Linked DNA regions of Homo sapiens: region 1 is linked to region 2. A link is an interaction called in ENCODE POLR2A ChIA-PET data of the cell type or tissue named here. Cell type or tissue: GM12878. All regions are shown on one strand. Links, peaks and the distances in the headings refer to the core of each region. The heading gives the core; the rest is flanking DNA.

Region 1 (4,409 bases), core at 134-4,133, 1.1 Mb before region 2:
ATTTTACATGGCGGCAGGCAACAGAGCATGTGCAGGGGAACTCCCCTTTATAAAGCCATCAGATTTTGTGACACTCGCTCACTATCACAAGAACAGCACAGCAAAGATCACCCTGTGATTCAATTATTTCCCACCGGGTCCCTCCCATGACACATGGGAATTATGGGAGCTACAATTTGTGATTTGGGTGGGGACACAGCCAGACCATATCACACATTCACTTGTTCATTTTCTGCTAGTCAGCTTTATAGTGGGCAGTAACATACAGAGGAAATAATGATTAAGTTATATTTACTAAATTTCCCTTTTTTTATTTCTAGGAAATGGTTACTAATTGGCAGTTGGACCTTTGAATATACTGCAATGTGATGAGATTTTTATGGAGTTAGTCTTTTAATCCCATACCAAGTATGCCTGAAGGTGTCAGTTTAACTTTGTTTTTATAGTATTCAAACTGTCCATCAACAATTTCGGAAATCAAATTTCTTTTTTATGATATCAAATAACACTCAGTTTTATGAAGAGGAAATAAGACTCCAGTTTATGGTTTTTCCTTCCAATTTGCCAGTTGGCGTTTTTCAACATTTCCTGTCCAGTACAGTGACAGTATTCTTTTATGGAACATTAAAGGCAGTCTCCTTCATACATATTATTTTTTTTTTAAAACAAGTGTTTTTGTTAATTGGCTCATGACTAACGGTCATTCTACAAGACAGTGATAAATTAGCTATTGGATTATTACCTGTTAGTCGTGGGAGGAATTTTAGTATTTATGTTTTTATTTTTTGTTGATAGTGCCTAAAATTAAAAACATCCTTCAATTCCTTCATTTTATGATTGATTTTATCCTTCACTACCTTAAATAACCAACTGGTTGTATCCTTGCTTCCCCTTCGTTCCGCTCTGCATCCTCCTTCTTCCCCCTTGTTCGCATTACCACCATTCTGTAGTCTGACAAGACTTTGTTTTTTCCATTAACCTTGAAAATGTTATTTTTTATAAATCTTGTATCCACCTTCTAAAGTCCATTCATTCTGCACAGTTTGGTAATTAGAATGAGAATGTGGCAAGTGTGCACAAGGCATCTGCTTTTTTAGAATAAAAAATAATATTCTTGACTTTAGAATAGAAAGGGTTTCAGAAATCTAGTTCAAGCCTCTTATTTGAAATAATGCCAAGCAAAGTGCAATGATTTGCCTAAGGTCATAAAACTTGTATGTGGTTCAGCTAGAACTAAACCGAGGCTTAAACTTTTTCCAATATATCACATTGCTGATATTTTTATTTCTTATTCTTTGACATACCCCCTGACCCCTGCTGTTACTCTTGAACATACCATAGAACTACATACACTCCTTTCATCATGTTTGACAATATTTTCTTGTTGATATATCAACCAATTGAAGATAACTTTAACATAGAAACTATAGTTTGTTACCTATGGTCAACTGAGAACTTAACTCCAGCTATGGAGAAACTTTGCTACCGTAAAATTAGTATTTGTAATACATTGTTATTTAATGCCACCTTTATATCCAGAGTATTGATTCTGGAGTCAGATTATGGGCTTCAAACTCCATTCTATTTATTTCCTTCTTGAATGAACATTAATGAGTTGGCTAATTTCCTTGAAGCTTGGTTTCCTCATCTCTGATAAATGGAATAATAATAGTCCCAGCTGGGTGTGGTGGCTCATGCCTGTAATCCCAGCACTTTGGGAGGCCGAGGCAGGGGATCACCTGAGGTCAGGTGTTCGAAACCAGTCTGGCCAACGTGGTGAAACCCTATCTCTACTAAAAATACAAAAATTAGCTGGGCGTGGTGGTGCACACCTGCAATCCCAGCTACTCATGAGGCTGAGGCAGGAGAATCGCTTGAACCCAGGTGGTGGAGGTTGCAGTGAGCTGAGATCGTGCCATTGCACTCCAGCCTGGGCGATAGAGTGAAACTCTGTCTAAAAAAAAAAAAAAAGAAAGAAAAAAAAAAGTCCCAACTGCATAGTGTTGTTTTGAGGAACAAATGAAGATATAAATAACTTTGCACAGTGCCTGCACAATGTAAGCATGTGATACTGTGAGCTATTGCTGCTAACATTGCTGATGTGTTTGTTTCTGTATTTAGTCACAGGTATTCATACTCCCTTGATACACTGTTTGACCCTCTATTCCCAGTGTCATTATGCTTATCTTTTCATAAACTTTAGCTACAGAATATAGATCATCTATAGAATGTAGATGAGGATTTGCTGTCAAACAGGGCTGGTTTAGGGTGAGTGAATGTGCATGTACAGTGTGTTGCTGTCATCTTCATTGAAGGGGAATGTTCAGGATTGTGCCTGGCGGGCAGCTCTGTAATTTATCATCCGGCTTCCTATGCTGAAACAACAGAGATGGCACTCTGTGGGTCAGCTGAAATAGTAGAGCACAGTCTCCTGTTGGTTTATAGCTTCTTAGGGTCAGTGAGAGCTGAGGTTAATTCAGCAAGGGAATCCACGGACTGTGACATGAATTCCATCAGTTGTTCATAAATTATGGAAGAAATTCTAGGAACTGCTTTTGGGTTTTTAAAGCTCTGGGCCAGAAGGTTAATTACTTGCCTACAGTTCCAACCAGCTTTCTGTGTTAATAGATACCGACTGTGTAGGCCCTTCTGTTCTAGGCTTGCTTACACATTGTTATTTGAATATAGTAATAAATCACTGTCTTAGGAAACATGTAATTTTTTGGATAAATACCTGTGATCAGCTTAGATATAAAAAATCAGTATATTATTATTTGATCGTATTTGGATTTTAGCCACTGTTTTTCTTTTTCCTTGAATGCTTTTTTAAAGGAAATAATTTATTCTTTTTAGAATATTTGTCCAACATTATAAAAACAATAGCTTTAAATAATTATAAGTAATTATAGAGCAATAATAAAATTATTAAAAAATTAGATGATTACTGAATTATAAACACAAACGAAAATGTAAACATTTTAAAACAACATTTTAGCACATTTTTAATAAGAATTAGATGACCTCCATATGTTGAGAGAGAACTTATTTTGCTATATTTATTTTCTGTCTCATTACTAACATTAAACCAAATCAAATATTCTCTTACCTGCAGATAATCTAAGAGTTAACAGAAACGTTGAGTAGAATTGACATAGAAATAAATGATTTCCTTAGCATCACACTTCAAAAGCTTCAGGTTTTCCCCAAGAAATGTTTGAATGGAATTTTCTTATAAGCAAAGTCTTGAACTGCATGTTTTTAGATGTCTCAGTGTTATGTTGACACTTTAAATAATTTCAGATCCACAACCACATCAATGGAATGTACCCTTTCTTCCACTGTTTTTTTTTTCTATACTCAGCTCCTACTCAGTTGATTTTGGGTTAATGACAAGTATATCTAACAACTTAAGAGACAGACATTCATTTTGGCTTTCATTAGTAATATGATTATCTATTTTTTCTTTCTTCAAAAATATCAGAGGCCCTAATTTTCTAATGTAAAAATTATAGTGCTATGTCAAAGTTTGTCATAGGTTGGATTAAGGGGCACAGAGTGAAAAGTGAGAGAGTGACATTTGTCCTGGAATATAATGCTATGAACAATAACCAAATGAATTAATAATATCATCACAGAGACTAATAAGATAGATCATTTAAAATATACTGTCATTTACGTAGTTCATATTTTTATCATTTCTTCTTTTTTTTATATACTGGAGTCCTCAAAAATGGATATGGCCTAGGCCACAGTTTACATCAACTGTTTGAACAGCTTTATCTATTGGTAAATTATTAGATAATAGCATACCTCTATTAAACTTGCATCACCAACATTTTTCCTTTGGAAAATAAAAGGAGATTTGATTTCCCCTAATTTGTGCTTTCTTCTGCTGTTGCTACCATTTTTCCACCAAGAATAACTCTCTGTGTTGTTTTTCTGCAAATCGGCACTATGCTTCTAGGCTGGGGAAGGTTTTATATCTTCTCTAGCTGTTTTTTTTTTTTAATCTTCTCTAGTTTTATGGGAGAGACAATAATTTTATGGGTTTCTTGCTACTCAACGTTATATACTCTTGATACTTCCTTGCTGGCACTATTTATAGGAAACTCCTCTTTGTGCAGGCACCTAAGGTTTAACTGCTTAGTTACTCCATGACCACGGTTCACCAACTATACTCATAAATATTGGGTTAAATAAAACTTTGGTAGAAATTCCTAAAAATAGAAAACTACTGGGTGAAATGATTAATAATTTTCTCACCAAATTCTGACTCCCTAACAACAAAACCACATCAATGATAAAGAACATTTCTTCCTTGACTTAAATTGTTCCCTACCATAGCAGTGTGGAACACTCATGGAAGAGTTTTTGTTTGTGGATGGGAACCTTGAAAACTTGGCCAGTGT
Region 2 (4,409 bases), core at 241-4,240:
TCAAGCTATCCTCCTGCCTTGGCTTCCTGAAGCTGGAATGCAGGCACATGCCACCATGCCTGGCTAATTTTTTTAATTCTTGATATTCCTTTTATTTTCAATATGCCAGCTAGAGTCCTTTTTTGGTTTATGTGTTGAAAATATCTTCTCCTATTTTGTGGCTTGACTTTCTACTTCTTAATACTATGTTTTTATCAACAGAAGATGTAATATAATTCAATTTATCAATACTTTACCTTATGATGAGTAGTTTCTGTATCCTGCATAAGAAGGCATTCTCTAGTCTACGTATATAAAGATAGTTTTCTGGGTTATCTTTGTAAACTTTATTATTTTACCTTTCACATTTAGATTACAATACCACTTTGAATTGATTTCTGTGTATAGTAGGATTTTCCTTTGTCTTTTAAAAAATATCAAACATAGGAAATCACAGTAAAATGAGAAAAACAACTGAATTGTAAAGCAATCTGAAAATACTCTATGTTTGAATTCCTTGGATCGTTTTTTACAAAACATGTTGAAACCTGTCACTAAAGCATCAGCAGTTTTATTCTGAAAGGATAAGAAAGAGAAATAGAACATTTTTTGAATGGTAAAAAATGCAAAACCTCTAAGTTATTTATTGCGGTAAGGGGGTAGGCAAATTCCTGTTCAGAATGAGTTCAGGAGCTTTAGCAAGAATTTTGGATTCAAAAAGAACTGGATTCATAGCTCTGCTCTGCCACTTACCAGGTGGCACTGCTGAGTTATTTACCTCACAGAGTTCTCATTCGTATCATGAAAAGAATATGCATCTCACTGGATTAAAGTGAAAAGGCAGTTAGACACATTTCTGTTTTATCACTGTGTCTCCAGCACTTGCAGCAGTATATGTCACATAATAGGAACTTAATACTGCATTCCCCTCTGTCTTACACTATTATTATTATTTCTTTGCTCTCTAATTAGAACAAGTGTAGAGCCATCATTGAGGAGAAAAGGCAAGACATCATAAGGTAACCTGGAAACCAGGAAAACCAAAGACCATTTACTTTCACAATTTTGTCTAAGCAAAATTGGATGAGTCAGCTTAATGTTAACACCCCGAAAAGAAAGTAGAACATCACCATTTTGAAATGTCCTTGAAGGGCCAAAAATAGAGTAATTTGCATGGTTGTACAAGCCCAAATAGTGTTAGAAAGAACAGTTTAATTTCCCTTCCTGATATATGGCAAAGTAATGTTGATAAAGGGAGTAAAGGGAAAACTGTACTACATTTAATCTCTTTACACATCAAGAAAGCCTTTAATTTTATCCCACTGAACGTTCCTGCGAATATACTAGATTCTTAGGTTCCTCAAAGTGTGTGCTTGGCCCAGGACCAGTAGCATCAACATCACCTGGGAGCTTATTAGAAACACGGACTTAGACCTACTGAGTCAGAACCTGCATTTTACCAAAATCCCCAGGTGAATCTTACGCACATTAATTTTGAGAAGCACTGAACCAGACAATTAAAATATCTACTGATCTGATAACCCACATTTTAAAAATAAAGTTAGGAGAGAGAGTAAGGATAGAAAGGGGGGTCAAACTAAATAAGTGATAACCATCCTATATCAGGTTCAATTTATCTGTTATCAGGTCATTTTGATTGCACATCCAGAATCTGAGCACTGCGTGCTCTCAGCCTGGGTTATCTGTCTTTCCAATTATCTTCATTTTTTGCCTCTTTTCTCCACAACTTCAAATAAAAGTCATTATAATAAAAATTGTTATTGAATCTTACTTTTATTTTTGATGTTTATCTTAGCTCCGAGGACTGCAGACAAACTGAAACAGAAAGAAAGAGGAGAGGAAAGGAAGGAGGCAAAGTCTGTAAAAGAAATTGCTGCTGACACACTGTCTTGATCCCTCATTCAGTCACTGATTTAGCCCAAAGCCATTCTCCTTCTCAATCTCTGACTTAGAATCCTAAACTATCTCTGCCTTCTATGCCCTCCCTTTAAAGAGAAAAACAGCATGAGTAGGTTGGGCTACAGCATGAATAGGCTGGGTTTTTGAAAAGTATTTTTTGTCTGTTGGTTTCTGGCAGTAAAGTCTGGTGAGCTAAATAAATGAAGCAGGTGACTCAGGTCACTGTAGTGATCTGTGAATCTAAAAGTTTGTGAAGTACTAGATGGTTATGTCTACTCTGCTAAGTGAGTGCCCCAAAGATTAATCATTTATAGTTAACTGCCTTTGTTAGAGAATGTTTGTAAAATAGTGATAGTAATAACCATCACTAATATGTATAGTTTAATGAATATATGTCAGGCACTGTGCTAAGTGTCTTAGATATTTTCTCTCATTTAGTTTTCTCAGTAATATACTTGTATTAGTTTGCTCTCATACTGCTAAAATGAAATACCAGAGCCTGGGTAATTTCTAAAGAAAGACATTTAATTGGCTCACAGTTCTGCAGGCTGTACAGGAAGCATGGCAGAATCTGCTTCTGGGGAGGCCTCAGGAAACTCACAATCATGGTGGAAGGCAAAGGGGAAGCAGGCACATCTTACATGGCCAGAGCAGAAGGAAGTTGGGGTGGGGAGGTGCTACACACTTTTAAACAACCAGATCTCACGAGAACTCACTTGCCATCACGAGAACAGCACAGAGAAGACAGTGCTAAACCATTCCTGAAAGATCCACCCCCATGATCCACTCACCTCCCATCAGGCCCCACCTCCAACACTGGGGATTACAATTTGACATGAGATTTGGGCAGGGACACAGATCCAAACCATATCAATAATTAGGTGAGTTACAGAGACCTTATATTAGTATCATTTACTGGGTCCCCATGGTTAAGAGGAAAGTAAAAGTTACTATAACATGAGATATTAACTAATGACTTCCCCACTTGTAGAATGGCTTCCTACTCAAACATATGTCACTCTCACTTAATGCCTGCATCTATCCCAGTGCAAGAGCCAACGTTTTTGTCCCTCAGTTTCTTCTTCATTGTATCAAACATCCAGTAAACACAGTGAAAACCAACAGCAAGGCACAATTGCAGGTCTTGATAAAGAAGGAGATTCATGAAATGGATAAAAAAATATGTTGGAATTCTGTTCACATCACTGGCTGAAGCATTGACAAATGAGGATCTGGCAGAGATTAAAGTAGCTAACTACTGAAAAAGAGAAAATTAAAATTGTCGACAGGATATGTTCTTCACAAAGAATAATTTAAATATTAAGAGATTTCTATCCTGCTTTAAAAGCTAAGTCTCAAGTGAAGATTGTCTATCATATCATCATATAATTTTATCCCAAAAAATATAGCAAAAATTAATATCTGATTCATTCTCATTTCTGCTGAGAAATAACATACCTTTTGCAATGTTAGCTATGAATTAGAATGAATTCATTTTCATATAGTCTAGCTCAAATTTTTTAAGATGAGTTTTCAAACTTTTTACAATTTGCTTTACAATTTTTATGCTATTTGAGGTAGATACATTTTAAACGGGTTTTTCTTCCAGTATCAATCCTGCTCAAGTAAGGAGGCTTTGCTGTTTTATTATTACCCATTTTATATATGGGAAAACTGAGATTTTACATGATTCCATAATTTGACCAAGATCACAGCCAGGCATCTGTTTTGCAAAATTTGGTCTTGGTCCTAGAAGGTATTACTTCCAAAATTAGAGTTCTAAAATCATTCTAATAATAAGAATTTGTAAAATGAAGTAAACAAGATGAGAGAGAACTTTAAATCCCTGACTTCTAATGTTGTTGAAAGTTATTATGAAAATATGTTATATTACATAGGACCTCTGGAACTCACTGAATATATTAATTAGGGTCAGAATGCCTCTTCTCCCATACAGAAATTGAATGCAACTGGCACTGAAAGAAAAATTCTTCTAAAAATATGACATTCAGTGGATGACTTAATACAAACCAAACTTGAAAGATCTGACAATATCTGGAACCATAAAACCTTATCCTCCAGGCTGCACTCTGATCAACTTTATGGACTGTGAATATGTGATTGATTTATACATTCAAATTGAAACAAATGATGCAATACCAGCAGGAACTCTGGATTTGATCTTCCATTTACAGACGTACTTGTGAGTCCTAGACTTTACAAATGTACATGCCAATTGTAGCAGTGATAAGTTCCTTCATGATATAAACTGCATGATAAATGGGATATGCACTAGGCTTCACTAGTTTTAATTCTAGTGCCTAAAACACATGGCTTTGTTCATTGCTCCTCTTCATGTATTTGAGGGAAGATAATCTTCCTCAAATTGTTAGTTGAATAAGCATAATATCATATCCTTGGGAGGACAGGGGAGAGAACTATTTTTATAGCCCATTATACAAGCTCCTGTCACAAAAATTAGATGTAATTTTGCTAGAAATGCAGACAAC

What was found. Peaks named below come from ENCODE experiments on the same cell type or tissue, not always from the same donor. Only the 100,000 strongest peaks of a DNase experiment are listed, where the experiment ranks them.
Region 1: POLR2A ChIA-PET joins it to region 2 with 18 read pairs; 1 of 35 experiments calls an interaction of 5 or more read pairs at or near these places.

Annotation. Positions count from the first base shown.
Region 1 is chr4:120,763,526-120,767,934 of GRCh38, reverse strand. All of the region lies in intron 13 of PRDM5 (PR/SET domain 5), which reads left to right. Among named protein-coding and RNA genes, the nearest start is that of PRDM5, 160 kb to the left of the region's middle. In GM12878, for the core only: no CTCF peak of the experiment used is centred there; a DNase peak (open chromatin) is centred at 2,070.
Region 2 is chr4:119,661,060-119,665,468 of GRCh38, reverse strand. No RefSeq gene overlaps it. Among named protein-coding and RNA genes, the nearest start is that of PDE5A, 34 kb to the right of the region's middle. In GM12878, for the core only: no CTCF peak of the experiment used is centred there; no DNase peak of the experiment used is centred there; H3K4me3 peaks cover 1,148 bases; H3K27ac peaks cover 999 bases.